2 separate regions of the Homo sapiens genome follow, and region 1 is linked to region 2. Evidence: read pairs that join two places in POLR2A ChIA-PET (ENCODE). Cell type or tissue: PC-9. All regions are shown on one strand. Links, peaks and the distances in the headings refer to the core of each region. The heading gives the core; the rest is flanking DNA.

Region 1 (7,802 bases), core at 1,791-6,790, 67 kb after region 2:
TTTAGGGAGTGACTAAGAGACTGTCACTTCTTGGGCCAGGAGAATGAAAATGCTCTTCAGGCTCTGGGAAAAGGATAGAGATAAATTGTGGATACTGTTCCTAGGACATCCCTCTCCATTTCAGTCTATGTCTGACTGGCCTGTGTTTTATACTGCAAGATGACAACTCAGCTGATTTATTCAGCTCTGTGTTTTCCTGAAGTTCTTGCTATTGACCCACGCAAGAGACAGAAGGTTAGAATCTATCTTCTTTGTGGACAGTGCTAAGTTAATGCCAAAAGATCTACCCTAGCCTGATGCTGCTGGGGCTGGCAAAGTTATGTGAGCTCAGAAGTTGAGACCAAGCCTCCATCTCCTCTACTTTAAGTGGAAAGTTAACACAGTCTGGAAGAGTCAGCCAGGAGTATCAGCCCGTTTGTGTTAACTTGCTTTTATTTTTTCTTGCTGAAAACAGAAGTGAATTACACTCTTCACTGAATCCTGCTGCAGAGGAAAATGATGCAACACTGGTCACATGACACAAAGATAAAAGGCCCTTTATGCAAACCTAGTTCTTTATTGTGTTTCCATGTAAGGAGAGGTTCAATACCCACACTACAAAGCAACACAGAATTGTTGCTCTTAATCTTGGATCTTTCTCTACACGGAGAAGCCATGATGTTTTACTTTGTTTTTGTCTCTTTTTAAATTTTTCTGCCTTTTTGACCACGAGATTCATTAATTTTTATGTAATACAAAATATAGAAAGAAATTATGTAGGCTCATTTGATTTACTTTTGACTAAACAAGAGTTTTTTCTGTGCAATTTGGGACTGTTACGATCATGTGCTTTGTCTCAGCCATATACTTGCTATGTGACCTTGAGCAAGTTACTTAAATTCTGATTCCTAAAAAAGAGACTCTACCTGATGTGTATGAGCTGTATATGGGTATATATGTATATATAGAGAGAGAGAGAGCTACATAATCATGTATATCTCTTTAAATAAATATGTTTATCTATATATACCTACTCCTAGAGCCATAACAATTAAAGGAGTTGACATTTATGAAGTGTTTAGCATATTCACTATTGTACTTGCTCAAATAAATGGTAGCCATTGTTATTAGTAATTTGCCTAATTAATGCTTGTCTAAATCCCTCTGTAAGTTAATGGTTTTGTCATGTTGGCTCATTGCCAAGACAGTATGACCAGGAACCAAAGAGTCTTGGAGCTTTTTTGTGACATCTTCTTGACTTGAGGATCTGAACTTTACCACTCCCTAGAGAGGATATTTTGGTAGCAAAGTACATTTCTGGAACTTCAGAAAATTAACCATCTAAAGATATCCAAGATAGAATGTGTTCCTTCTAAATTCAGAGCTATGTATGATGGCTGAAAATATAACAAGGCATTAGCGTATGCTACAGTTGCAGCGTTTTCTTTTTCCTTTTTGTTTTTCTTTTTTTCTTTTCTTTTCTTTTTTTTTGGGGGGGGTGCAGAGTTTCACTCTTGTTGCCCAGGCTGGAGTGCAACAGCATGATCTCGCCTCACTGCAACCTCCACCTCCTGGGTTCAAGTGATTCTCCTGCCTCAGCCTCCCAAGTAGCTGGGATTATAGGCACGCACCACCACTCCTGGCTAGTTTTTTTGTATTTTTAGTAGAAACAGGATTTCACCATGTTAGCCAGGCTGGTCTCGAGCTCCTGACCTCAGGTGATCTGCCTGCTTCGGCCTCCGAAAGTACTGGGATTACAGGTGTGAGGCACCACACCCGGCCCAGTTACAGCATTTTCTGTGAGCATTTATGTGAATTAAACCTGAAGCGTGAGCTTTTTGGATTTGGACCAAACTCTTATCCTGTGTGTATGAGTTTCACTCTAACTGACCCACTTCCACTTCCCCTTCCCCTACCCTTTCTACATACTTCCATTGTAGCAACAGTGGCATTCTGTAACTGCTTTACCTGTCTGGGTCCCTCTGTGGCTAAGAATCAACCGTCTTTTCATTTTTCTACCCTCTAGCACATCTTAGGGCACATTGGCTCTGTGAATAATCTGTTAAATATTGAATGAGTGAATAAAATCTCTTGAGTGGGTGTGGGAGGTCTGTGCCTAAACTTTGCTAGCATGTCGCCCCTCAGTGGATGAGCACCCAGCAAGCAGTAACAGTGTTTTGTCTTTTGGGATCTTTCTATCTTTTATTCCAAGCAGGAACTCAGCATCTAATCTTAGCTCTGAAGTCTCTTTCCTCTGTAACCCTCACCTGTTGTTTTGTTTGAGTGAGTTCAACAAGCTAAATTGTACCATTGTGTTCACAGAACTCTGGGCAGATATGTCCATGAAAAGAAAAGTGTAGAGTGAAATGATGTTTTATTTGTATAATGATCAGCCAACTTGAGGAAACATTTCAGAGAGAAATTGTTTGTTTATTTTTAAATCATTCAGCACTGTCAAGGATTGCTATCTGTAAAAATACTAACTTTTTCCTACATTTACCTAAATGTCATTAATGTTACAAGGATTTAACTTACTTTTATACCTTCTAGGCACTTTTGCCAAATTGGAAGGAAACCATGCTCAATGAAGTCTGCTGAGCTAATTTAATTCTTTACTCACAAGGTCTTTTTCCACGTGGGGAATGCTGCTGTTTTATATTTATTTGGAGACACTGATGGCCTTACTAGAAAAAAAAAATCTGAATATAAAGATTTTATCTTCTTGATTAAGGTGCATGTACTCAAATAGCTGCCCCAATTGGACATGCCTGAATAAGCTTCAGGAAGTGCCTGAGAGTCAATAAACAGTCCTCCCTTTCCCTTCTTACCAATTATTAAATGCTTACATGTGTAGGGTACTGTGGTACATAGAGTACACAGTGATTCAGCAGGCCCAGCTCCTGCCTTCTCTGGGCTTCACAATCAAAGACAGCCTACTTTGATGAAAGGGAAGGTGTAAGGAAGTTGCAAGAGAACAGAAATAGGTGCTCTGCCCATGCCAGGCATTGTGCTGGGACCTGGGGACACTGACCTAAATAATCATTTAGAGAAGGAAGTGATTCATCATTTTAAGAGGGAGGGAAGAGGCTGAGGGATAGTTCCATGGAGACTGTGACATTTGAACATGAAGACTGTTACAGAGAAGAGGGGGAAAGGCAGAGGGAAGAACCTGAGCAATTGCAGGGAGTTGGGGAGGTGCCTGAGGGAATGACAACTGGATCCCAAGTTCCCTGAAGGAGTGACAGATTGTGTATACAAAGGCAAGTTGGGTCAGATGACAGGGAGCATGGAAGGATCTGCCGAAAGGTCTGGTCTTATTCTGAAAACAGTGGGCAACCCCATAGGTTTTTTTGTTTGTTTGTTTTTTGGGACGGAGTCTTGCTCTGTCGGCTGGAGTGCAGTGGCACGATCTCAGCTCACTGCAAGCTCCGCCTCCCGGGTTCACGCCATTCTCCTGCCTCAGCCTCCCAAGTAGCTGGGACTACAGGCGCTCGCCACCACACCCAACCCCATAGGTTTTTAAGCAGGGAACAGCATGATCACATCCCAGCAAATTCAGGGACTCTGCACTGAGAATGGAGGTAGGGACAATCACTGCGAGAATGACCCAGGAAAGAGACAACAAGGACTCAAAATAAAGTAGTAGCAGAGGAGTTAGATAGAAGGGAACAGATTCAAGCCAGTTGTCTGGGGTAGAATTGTCAGAGTTTGGTATCTTCCCTGGGTCCAGCCTGTGTTTCATTTTAATGTATGATAAAAAACATGCATGATTATGTAGCTCAAGCAAGCTGCTTTAAAAAAAATAGGCAGAAGCAATTATTTGATGAACAGTGTTTTAAAATTATACTCAGCTAGACAATATGCTCTTTAAATAGAATATTTGCGTTGAGGTTAAAAGGTGATGGCGGGGTTCTCTCTTGACGATACTCAATTGATTTAATATTCCAAATTAACACAGTGGTGTTGTATAGCTGCTATGTAAAGCCCCTATACATTCATTTTATAGTTATTCCCAGGTCATAGATTGGCGGAGATTTTCTTTGGTTTTGTTTTTCAAGGAAACACACATTTTAGATGGCCACATGACCTTAAACCATTTAAATGTCAAACAAATACCTAATGGATACTGCATAGCTTGTTGGATTACTTCGGTATAGTTTTAGAGTATCAATTCATCTAAGTTGTCTAAGCACTTTTTACATATGACAATCTCTCGGAAAAATATAGTGTAATTTTCATAGAAAACAAAGGCATCATGAAAGCTCCCAAAGATAACACCTCTTAAGAAACAAGTTCAAGATGATCTCTGTCAGGTGCTTTTATTATATTCAGAATTATATATGGCTTGGTCCTGCAGTGACACACAGGCATTAGCAGTTGTTTCACCTTTCTTTCTATCCTTCAGGGATAGCAGTGTGCTTTCCTGGGCCATGTATAGTTGCATAATAAACCCTTCTAGGAGAAAATGTCTCCTAATCTTAGGGGAATTTTTGAAAGCATATTTTGCTGTTCTTATGCCACTTCAAACTCCATCCCATTAGGCTAGTTGAATCAGATTCTCCCAGTGCCTCCTCCCCACCCTTATGTGAGGAAGTTTTAGCAGTCATGTTAACATTATGGGCTGACAGGGCATGACACTGACTACTTCAGAATGCCACAGAGTACTCTGGTGACAATTATTACATGATGGCATCACATCAGTCATCACATAAGAAAGTAAGACAGAGGTGCACCTAACTCTTCATAATGAAACAACAGGTTGTAAACCTTACACCTGTACTATCTTGTGCACTCTCAGTTCTCTGAATAAATATTGCAAAATAAAGAGACCTAAAATTAAGTTTTAATTATATCCACCACATACGCATTTTAGGAAGACCCTTACAACATAACATGTCAACAGACTCTGAAAAGCAACAATGAGGATTATTCAGGGAAACAAATCTATACCAATATGGTTGAGAATAGAGGTAATAACTTAATCTGAGTGGTTATACAGCCATAAAACTCCATTCATGTAGATACATACTTAATTATTTCCGTTTCCTTCTGATTTGGGAGCTCAAAATTATTTTATCCCAGGATGTAGTTGGGTGAGGAAAATGACCGTTTCCCTTTTATTTGGTTAAGGGAGGTTTTGTGGTATAAGTGGGACTTTTACAAGGTCTTTGAAGGAGAGGATGGGTTGGCAGGATTGAGGGAAAAGACATGTCAAGCAAAAAGTGTGTAGTTGGGAGAGGAAGAAGCAGAGGAAGGGAGTGGTGAGATGACTGGCAAGAGCAGATGGAAGGGAATTAAAGAGCTACCTACCGGAATGAAAAAGAAGCCCAACAAAAAACCCTACAGACATTTGCCAGTTTAGCTTTCTGCTTAAATATTGAGCTTGTTTTCCCCAGCACCCGAATTACTCCTGAGTTTTCAGATGGATGCTAACTCTGTGAGACGAGTATACTCTATTTACAAGATGAAATGATTCTGCTATAGGAGTACTCTATGTCAAAATAGTGGTTTTGTTAATGCAAGTTTGTATCAGGAAATCACAATTTTTCAATTCAATTTTACCAGCTTTTCTTCTCACATGGATGTGGTTTTAAAAAATTAAAGATTTCAACAAATCAACCAATATTCATTGAGGACCCACTGTGTACAAAACACTGCAGCAGAAGCGATGATAATTTGCGAAGTATGAGGTGCTTTCTACAAAGAAGTAGGCAAGGTGGAAATCCCTGTGATATTCAGAAAGAATGAAGATGTCAGTATAGGAGCTAGCACAAGACAATGTGTGATCAATCATAACATGGATGATATGGTTAGAGCTAGAGGAAGATTAAGATGTTTAAAAATTTTTTCCCTAGTCAGTTTTATATTTTTGGTTTTGTAATAGATTTGGGTGCCATATAGAAGTATTTAATATCAGAAATCTCTTTTATGATCTTTTGCTGCTCAACTTCTAGGAGGCAATCTGGTATAGCAGGAAGAGTACAAACTCCAGAGATGGAAAAGCTATATTCTAGTCCTTTTTCCTGGCATTTATTGAGTGTGCTGTCTTTGACAAATTACTTCAGTGTTCTCTTCTATAGAGTGGACATAAAGGTGACCACCTCCCAGTCTCACCTGGCCTGATACTTTTTGAAGTGATCAATAAATGTTATTGAAACAATAAACCAGTATTTCTAATAACTTATTTGTGAATATATATGACTACATGCATTTACTAATCCATAAAGACACAACACTAGCTTTTTCTGAATAGTTTTCCATGTTTATCTGCAAAATTATTCCCTGTGTGTCTAAGTTTTATAAAAAGCGTTAATTGGTCTAAAGCAGTGTGCCCAACGCAATACCAGGCATGCATGTAATTCTAAGTTTTGTAATAGCGACATTAAAAAGAGCTTAAAAGCATTGAAATTTTCATAATTTATTTTATCTAATTCAATATATCTAAAATGTTATTTCAACATGTAATCAGCATAACTATTAATAAAATATTTTACCTTCTTTTTTTGAGGAATTCAGAACTCAGTGTGTGTTTTACACCATCAACATATTTAAATTTGAATACCAAATTTATCCAAAACACTTGATCTGTATTTGTATTTAATAAAATTTACAGTTGAAAAAGTACTTTCATATATGCAGATTTGTCCAAACATACTTAAAACATTTCCAATAACTGAACAAAGTGTCAGTTTTTAAGTTTGAATTTAAATTAATTACAATAAAAATAAAAATTAAGTTTCTGGCTGGGCACGATGGCTAATGCCTGTAATCCCAGTGCTTTGGGAGGCCGAGGCAGGCAGATCACCTGAGGTCAGGAGTTCAAGACCAGCCTGGCCAACATGGTGAAACCCCGTCTCTACTAAACGTACAAAAATTAGCCAGTGTGGTGGTGTGGGCGTGGAGTCCTATCTACTCGGGAGGCTGAGGCAGGAGAATCGCTTGAACCCGGGAGGCGGAGGTCGCAATGAGCTGAGATCGCACCACTGCACTCCAGCCTGGAAAACAGAGCGAGACTCCATCTCAAAAAAAAAAAAATTAAGTTCCTTAGTAACACTGACCACATTTCAAGGGCTAAGCAGCCATATGTGGCTAATAGCTACTGTATTAGAACACAAAGGTAGAATTATTTCAAATAGTATTCTCAGAAAGTCCCAGTCTTAGACAGAAGAGTTATTTTATAATATAAAATAATGACATTCTTAGACTGGATTTTATTTTGGGAGTTGTCTCTTACCGACTATGCTTAGTAATGACTTCTGACACTCCTCAGCTTATCATTTGGCCTGCTAGATTTATGACATATCCTTTGAATGAAGCTCTCTAGATTACTTGGCCTAAAGAATGTATAGATACTATTAAAATGCTGCAGGACAATTGCTGTTTCTTTATGTATACACCTGACTTCATCGTCTTTGCAGACGAACTGTCTCGGTCCCAGACTGTGTTAGTTTTCCAAGGTCCCACGGCTTGTTAATGGCAACATCAGCCTATGAACATGGACTTACAGGTCCATAATGCCACAGAGTCCATACTTGGCCTCATTTAAGTGCACATGCGTCCCTGATGCACTTTGGACACTTAAGAGTCTTCCCTGAAGGAGGATCCTTTCTTGGGCTGTATTTTTTAATCCTCAAAAATATAATCAACTCAAAATACAAGGTGAAATATGGAAAAACACATGAGCTAGACTAGGTTGTCTCCTTCTTGGGTAGAACAGGTTGTGGGGATGAGGATATTAGGCAAAGAGGCCTTAGTAGTAAAAGGTTGTGTGGCTCTGTGCCTTCTCTATGCTCCTTCACTGCACAAGGAGAATCGCTTGAACC
Region 2 (7,802 bases), core at 1,654-6,653:
TATGACGTAGGGCAAATCGCAGACCCTGTGGTCCAGTTTTCCTCATCTGGAGGTTTGTGGAGGTGAGATGAGATGACACCGTAAGTCCTTGTCCATCTCTAAAGAGCATGTACTCATCAAATTCCTCTCCAAATACAACCAATTTTAAGTTTGTTTCCTTTAGTACTGGCCCAAATGTTATGGAAGCCTGGTACATATCGGTGCCTCCTTGTTTTTTATAGACAGACTGCTTTCACCTTATGGACTTAGGCTAGGGATTGAGTAACCTGCTCCTTATTCCCTGAAAGCCATTCGATTTCCTCTAGATTCCTTTCTTCAGGTCTTTGCAGTAGTTCAATGCCGACATTAACTTTTTAACATCTCTGTTCTAGTTTAACTATCAAGGCATCTATTGCTCTTGTTTCGTCCTTACCACCATGCACCATACCATTGACCTGCTTCTAGGTCCATTTATTTATTCATGTATTCATTCAACAATCGTTAAGCACCTCCAATGTTCCAAGCCCTACATGAGGCGGGGCTCTTTTCCACTTTGGGGTTGCAAAGTGGACAAGAACACAGTTCCTAGGAATATATACGTCTGAGCACTGCTCTGGTGGAGATCAGCAAGGTGACATGGAACTATACAGGAGGCAGTTATTTGCTCTATTATGTTTCTGAAACAGAAGATCTCAAACCTTCAGACCTTTAAATCCACTGTTATCCAATAAACCACAAGCCCATTATAACTCTTGATTTATTTCTATATTATTGAATTGGATTCTGCCTCGTATTCCAGTTAGTCACTGCAATATGGTTGCTTACTTTTCTGTTCTCCGTCTAGTTTCTTCAGAAATGGTATTTATATTTATTTCTCTTTGCTCAAATGGATATCATAAGGAAAATGTGAGGAAGTCAGCTATGTTTGGAAATCATTCCACACAAAAAATTGCTGTCTAAGACATTGTACTTAATAGTCAGTTTCTAACAAAAATTACAGATAAAAATATAATATCTAGCCAATCATATTTTGAGTTAGTTTACTCATATATATATTTCTGTTCTTAAAAGCCTACACTAAGGACATTTAAATGCTTAATTGATGAAGATAATTCTGAAGATGTGACATTTGTTTAGAGTGTAGCTAGACATGAAGAGGAAAAGCAGGAAAAGAAATTTAGATGGAGGTATGATGAAGGATGGCAATTAAATGCCATGTTTTTCTGAAAAGAGGACAGCTTTTTTATCTCAATAATTTAACTGTAAAACTAGGGGAGCACTTAAATTTGAACAAACCAACATCTACTGGTGAAAGGAGTAATTGAAAGCTAACATTCCTATTGATAGTTAAACGCTGCATAGAATGAAGTAGATCCAAACAGCTTAGTCAAAGTAAAAGTAAGAAAGAATTTTAAGGTAGAGTACACAGTGCATGTAATGGAAATTTGAAGTATATAAACTGAAGGCAATAACAGAATCATGCATTAGAAGGAATAATGCTGTGGAAGCCATGCATTTGAAGGAAACTGGGTGGTGGCCTCAGCTCTTCTTTCTTCCATCCCAAGAAAGCCCGCTGTGATGCCCCAATACTTCTGGTGAATTGTTAAATGCTTCTTTGACCACTTCTGGAAATTTTTGAAGACAAAGAGATCCCTTCTTTGCAAACAGTTTATTCTATAAGTGAGCAACTGTGATTGTTGGAATTTTTTTCTCATACCGCAATCAAATTAACCTACCCATACCATCTACCAAGTTATTTGCTCTGAAGGCACATGAAGTTGAGTATTCTTCATGATAACAGCGCTTTGCATATTGGTTCTTCTAGATTTCTCAACGAGATATTTCTCAGTTTTAAAATCATTCTTTCTAGGAGCTTGTTTTTATACTTTTCAGTATCTTGGGCCTCAATTTTTCAAGGTCCCTCTTAAAATATGGCACTGATCACTCCAGATGTGGTTGGTCTGAGCACTGCCAAAATGACTGGTGAACTCTTTATTATCTTCATCCAGCTCAAGGTTATATTTCCTTTGGAGGGTTAGTTCTTCCATATTAATGTTTATAAAGAGAGTTTAGTACTTTATTATCAACCTTTCTTAGCTTTGAATGTATCCGTTCTGTTTATTTCTTTCTATTTAATTCACAAATGCTAATTGAGCACCATGCTATTTTAGGCACAGTGCTGGGCCCTGGGGACAAATGATGAATAAGACTCTGGCAGGAGAATTTTATGATGTTCTAGTGGGAGTGACAGACACATAAAAATAATTATAATGTGATGTGTGATATATATATAAACTTTAGTGCTATTAGAACATAGGATGTGGAGCAAACTGCCTGGGGAAACTGGTAATGGTTAATCATTCACTCAATCATTTGATAAATATTTGCCAAGAACTGTCTGTGTGTAAGGTACATAATAGACACTCATTTATGTGATTATGAATCCCTCTAAGTAAGAAGTCTATATTTTTCTAGATTATGGGAGTTTAATAAAAGGTTTTTATAAAATTCCTTACTACATTTTCTTTTTGTCTTTTAATCTGGTAATTCTACCAGGATATGAAAGGAGGTTGATATAAAGAATAACTATTGGTTGCTAATGATTGTTGATTTCCTTTCAAAGTTCTTAAAAACTACTTGTTTTATAATTTGCCCTGGAATGTGAACAAAGAATAAAATTCATGTTATAGTTTTACAGTTTGTACGATATGCCTTTTACCTTTCTTTGGAATTTACCACTGCTTCCCTTTGTTATAATTCCTCCAAGACTAATAGCAGCATTTTCGTGATCACATTTGTAGTTTTTTTAGGGTGCTCATTTGTGATTTTGTGGGGGTCATGAGGACTTGAACTCAGAGTCCCAGGGTATTCCTTTACTGTCTCTTATTTATACTAGGCTTTTATTCCCTCTAACTCATGTTTGTTGTAATTTAAAAATAAGATTCAGTGATGGAGAAGAAAGACACAAAATATTGTGAGGAATTTAGTACTCCGACCTCAGTTCTGAATCCTTCCCTCCTCCATTCAGTAGATATTTATAAGTGCAAGCTTTGTTCCAGATGCTGGGCTTTGCACAGACCTTAATATTCCTTCGCTCTGCCCTCCTTGGATCCCCACTGCTACTGACCTGGTTCAGGCCCTCATCATTTCTCACCTGATCTTTTGCAACAGCCACTTAACTCATCTACCTGCCTCCAGCCTTGTCCCTCTTGCTCCATCATTTGCCAGGCAGAGTTCTCTGATGCGAAAATCTTACTCCCCTTCTTAAAACTTTCATCTGTCTACCACCTACAGGATAAAGCCCCAAATCCCCCACTGCTGGTCCAGAGCTGCTTAAGTTCCCTTCATCCTCCATGCTGTGTCTCCTGTCAGTGTCTGTAAAAGCTTCCATATATTGCATACTTGTTACATGCCAAATACTGAGTGACAGATACAACACATGTTGCTCTATCTGCAATGCCTTCCTTGTCCCAGTCCCTTCACCTAGCTCCTAGTTATTCTTCCAGACTAAGCTCATGTGTCACCCTTCCAGGAAGTGTTAATTAATACCAGCAACCGCCCACCCGCATCCCTTCCCTATATAGTTTGAGATGGGAATCCCTTCCTGCTCCCATGACAGCTACCTCTGTCACTGTCTTTACCACATTATTTATGTGTCTTTCATCCCCAGACTAGCATTGTCCATTAGGAACATAATGTGAACCACACATATAATTTTAAATTTTCTAATAGCCACAATAAAATGGGAAATATTAATTTTAATATATTTAACCCAATATGTCCAGTATGCTATTATTTTAACGTGTTGTCAATATAAAAATGATTAATGAGATGGTTTACATTCTTTGTTTATACTTAGTCTTTGAAATCTGATGTGTGTTTTACACAGTACATCTCACATGCTCGATAGCCACGTAGGACGTAGTGGCTACCATACTGGATAGTACAGGTCTAGACTATGACTCATTGAGGACACAAACCACATCTTGTGTCCCTGGCACAAAGCCCAGTGCCTGGCATTTAGCAGATACTCCATTAATGTGGAAGTAGAAGAGTAGAATGGAGCAATCTGCATCCTGTATAAAAAGTAAGAACAGTCTTTATTAAGGTACTTTTCTCTTTTGCATTTCCTTATGATCAATCTCTCCCTATTCTGCAAGGGGCGCTTTTGTTTCTAGACAGTTAGGTATATTGCAACAGAAATACAAAGTATAAAAAGGAATTCGTATTTAGTTTTCTGATATCCAAAGCTAGCCTTTGTTTTTAAGAAAGAAAAGAAGTTTTTCTGGATTTTTAAAGTTCCCATAGATATATCAAAAATTTAGACCTTATAGATTAGCAGGTATACTAACATTTATTTGTACTATTCAATATGTACAAGAAAGTCCTTTCACCTGTCCCCAGTGAAAATAAAATTTTGTGGTAGTATACATAACTATGTGTATAATATATAGTTATTATATATATAATATATATAGTGATATGGTTTGGCTCTGTGTCCCCACCCAAATCTCATCTTGAATTGTACTCCCATAATTCCCACGTGTTGTGGGAGGGACCCAATAGGAGATAATTTGAATCATGGGGGTGGTTTCCCCCATACTGTTCTCATTGTAGTGAATAAGTCTCACGAGATCTGTTGGTTTTATCAGGGGTTTCTGCTTTTGCATCTTTCTCATTCTCTCTTGCCACCACCACGTAGGAAGTGCCTTTCGCTCCCACCATAATTCTGAGGCCTCCCCAGCCATGTGGAAATGTAAGTCCAATTACACCTCTTTTTCTTCCCAGTCTCGGGTATGTCTTTATCAGCAGCATGAAAACGAACTAATACAGTAAATTGGTACCAATAAAGTAGGGCGTTGCTGAAAATATACCCAAAAATGTGCAAGCAATTTTGGAACTGGGTATCAGGCAGAGGTTGCAACAGTTTGGAGGGCTCAGAAGAAGACAGGAAAATGTGGGAAAGTTTGCAACCTCCTAAAAACTTGTTGAATGGCTTTGACAAAAATGCTGATAGTGATATGAACAATAAGGTCCAGGCTGAGTTGGTCTCAGATGGAAATGAGAAACTTGTTGTGAATTGGAGCAAAGGTGACTCCTGTTACATTTTAGCCAAAAGACTAGTGGCATTTTGCCCCTGCCCTAGAGATTTGTGGAACTTTGAACTTGAGAGAGATTATTTAGGGTACTGGCAGAAGAAATTTCTAAGCAGCAAAGCATTTAAGAGTTGACTTGGATGCTGTTAAAAGCATTCTATTTTAAAAGGGAAACAGAGCACAAAATTTCAGAAAATTTGCAGCCTGATGATGCAGTAGAAAAGAAAAACCCAGCCGGTGCGGTGGCTCACGCCTGTAATCCCAACACTTTCAGAGGCCGAGGTGGGTGGATCAGCTGAGGCCAGGAGTTCGAGACAAGCCTGGGCAATATGGCAAAACCCCATCTCTATGAAAAATACAAAAATTAGCCTGGCGTGCTGGCGGGTGCCTATAGTCCCAGCTACTCGGGAGGCTGAGGCAGGAGAATCGCTTGAACCCAGGAGGTGGGAGGTTGCAGTGAGCCCAGAGTGTGCCACTGCAGTGCAGCCTGGGCAACAGAGCCAAACTCTGTCTCAAAAAAAGAAAAGAAAAGAAATACCTATTTTTTGGGGAGAAATTCAAGCTGGCTGCAGGAATTTGCATGAGTAACAAGGAGCCATGTTAATCCCCAAGCCAACGGGGAAAATGTCCGCAGGGCATGCCAGAGGTCTTCACAGCAGCCCCTCCAATCACAGACCTGGAAGCCTAGGAGGAAAAAATGGTTTTGTGGGCTGGGCCCAGGGTCCCCATGCTGTGTGCAGCCTAGGGACTTTGTGCCTTGTGTCCCAGCAGCTCCTGCCATTGCTAAAAGGTGCCAAGGTACAGCTCGGCCCATGGTTTCAGAGGGTGCAAGCCCCAAACCTTGGCAGCTTCCATGTGGTGTTGAACCTCCGGGTGCACAGAAGTCAAGAATTGAGGTTTGGGAACCTCCACCTAGATTTCAGAAGATGTATGGAAACATCTGGATGCCCAGGCAAAAGTTTGCTGCTGGAGTGGGGCCCTCCTGGGGAACCTGTGCTAGGACAGTGCAGAAGGGAAATGTGGGGTTGGAGCCCCCACACAGAGTCCCGACTGTGGCACTGCCTAGTGGAGCTATGAGAACAGGGCCAGACCCCAGCATGGTAGATCCACTGATAGCTTGCCCTGTGCACCTGGAAAAGCCACAGACACTCAGTGCCAGCCCATGAAAGCAGCCAAGAGGGGGGCTATACCCCGGAAAGCCACAGGGGCAGAGCTGCCCAAGACTATGAGAACCTACCTCTTGCATCAGCATGACCTGGATGTGAGACATGGAGTCAAAGGAGATCATTTTGGAGCTTTAGATTTTGACTGCCCCACTGGATTTCAGATTTGCATGGGCCCTGTAACCCCTTTGTTTTGGCCAATTTCTCCTGCTTGGAACAGCTGTATTTACCCAATGCCTGTACCCCCATTGTATCTAGAAAGTAAATAGTTTGCTTTTGATTTTACAGGCTCATAGGTGGAAGGGACTTGCCTTGTCTCAGATGAGACTTTGGACTGTGGACTTTTGGGTTAATGCTGAAATGAGTTAAGACTTTGGGGGACTGTTGGGAAGGCATGATTGGTTTTGAAATGTGAGGACATGAGATTTGGAGGGGCCAGGGGCAAAATGATATGGTTTGGCTCTGTGTCCCCACCCAAATCTCATCTTTAATTGTACTCCCATAATTCCCAAGTGTTGTGGGAGGGACCTGGTCGGAGATAATTTGAATCATGGGGGCGGTTTCCCCCATACTGTTCTCATGGTAGTGAGTAAGTCTCACGAGATCTGATGGTTTTATCAGGGGTTTCCACTTTTGCATCTTCCTCATTTTCTCTTGCTGCTGCCATGTAAGAAGTGCCTTTTGCCTCCTGCCATGGTTCTGAGGCCTCCCCAGCCACGTGGAAATGTAAGTCCAATTAAACCTCTTTTTCTTCCCAGTCTCAGGTATGTCTTTATCAGCAGTGTGAAAATGGACTAATAAGTATAAGATAGATATATATATAACTATATATGCAGTTATATATAATATAGCATATAATAAATGAAACTGTTCAAAAGAAATACACTATTCAAGGTGGTCAAATGACTTAAATGAAACTGAGACCTTATCACCTGATCATGTAGTGCTTAGATAAAAGATGTTGTGTTATGAAGAACAAAAACATCCTTAAAAAATTAAAAGTGTTAGAGTACATTAATTATATTCTGGGTTTTTACCCAAGTACACGAGATTCTTTAACATGCGGATTCTTTCTCCACCTTCAACCTCATTCAGAATGTTCTAACACTGAAAAAAATGTTGTCAAAGGATAAACATACAAGAATGCTATGGAGGAAGAATAGGATTCAGAGGTTCCTGAGAGAAGGCAAAGGGCTGGTTTGTTGCTCTTTTACCTACTAGAAAAGATAATTAAGGCCAGGTGGGATGCATACAGTAAAAGAGGGCACCTGAACAAACAAGCATTGAATTTGGAGAATGCCTACGAGTCTGTGCTGGGCTACGTTCCCAAGACAGACTCAGAAGTTACCTGCCCTGCCAGGTACCTCCTAATCTACCCTCTCCAAAGGGAAGATTTTCTTCATGGCTGTAGGAAGCGCCTCTTGAAAGCTCCAAATCTTATTTTTTTTCTACATGATGAATTGGCACAGTACTAAGTTTGACTCATTATATTAAACAAGAAATTTTTGATGGTGGAATGGATCCAGAGTTCCTTGAAACTGTCCAAATGGTCCCGCATAAAGGA

Evidence for each region. Peaks named below come from ENCODE experiments on the same cell type or tissue, not always from the same donor. Only the 100,000 strongest peaks of a DNase experiment are listed, where the experiment ranks them.
Region 1: POLR2A ChIA-PET joins it to region 2 with 7 read pairs; 2 of 35 experiments call an interaction of 5 or more read pairs at or near these places.

What each region holds. Positions count from the first base shown.
Region 1 is chr13:32,046,112-32,053,913 of GRCh38, forward strand. The region is part of intron 1 of FRY (FRY microtubule binding protein); the gene reads left to right. Among named protein-coding and RNA genes, the nearest start is that of FRY, 18 kb to the left of the region's middle. RefSeq lists an enhancer at 381-675 and a silencer at 1,800-1,879. In PC-9, for the core only: no CTCF peak of the experiment used is centred there; a DNase peak (open chromatin) is centred at 2,880; H3K27ac peaks cover 747 bases.
Region 2 is chr13:31,978,771-31,986,572 of GRCh38, forward strand. No RefSeq gene overlaps it. Among named protein-coding and RNA genes, the nearest start is that of FRY-AS1, 49 kb to the right of the region's middle. In PC-9, for the core only: no CTCF peak of the experiment used is centred there; a DNase peak (open chromatin) is centred at 3,961.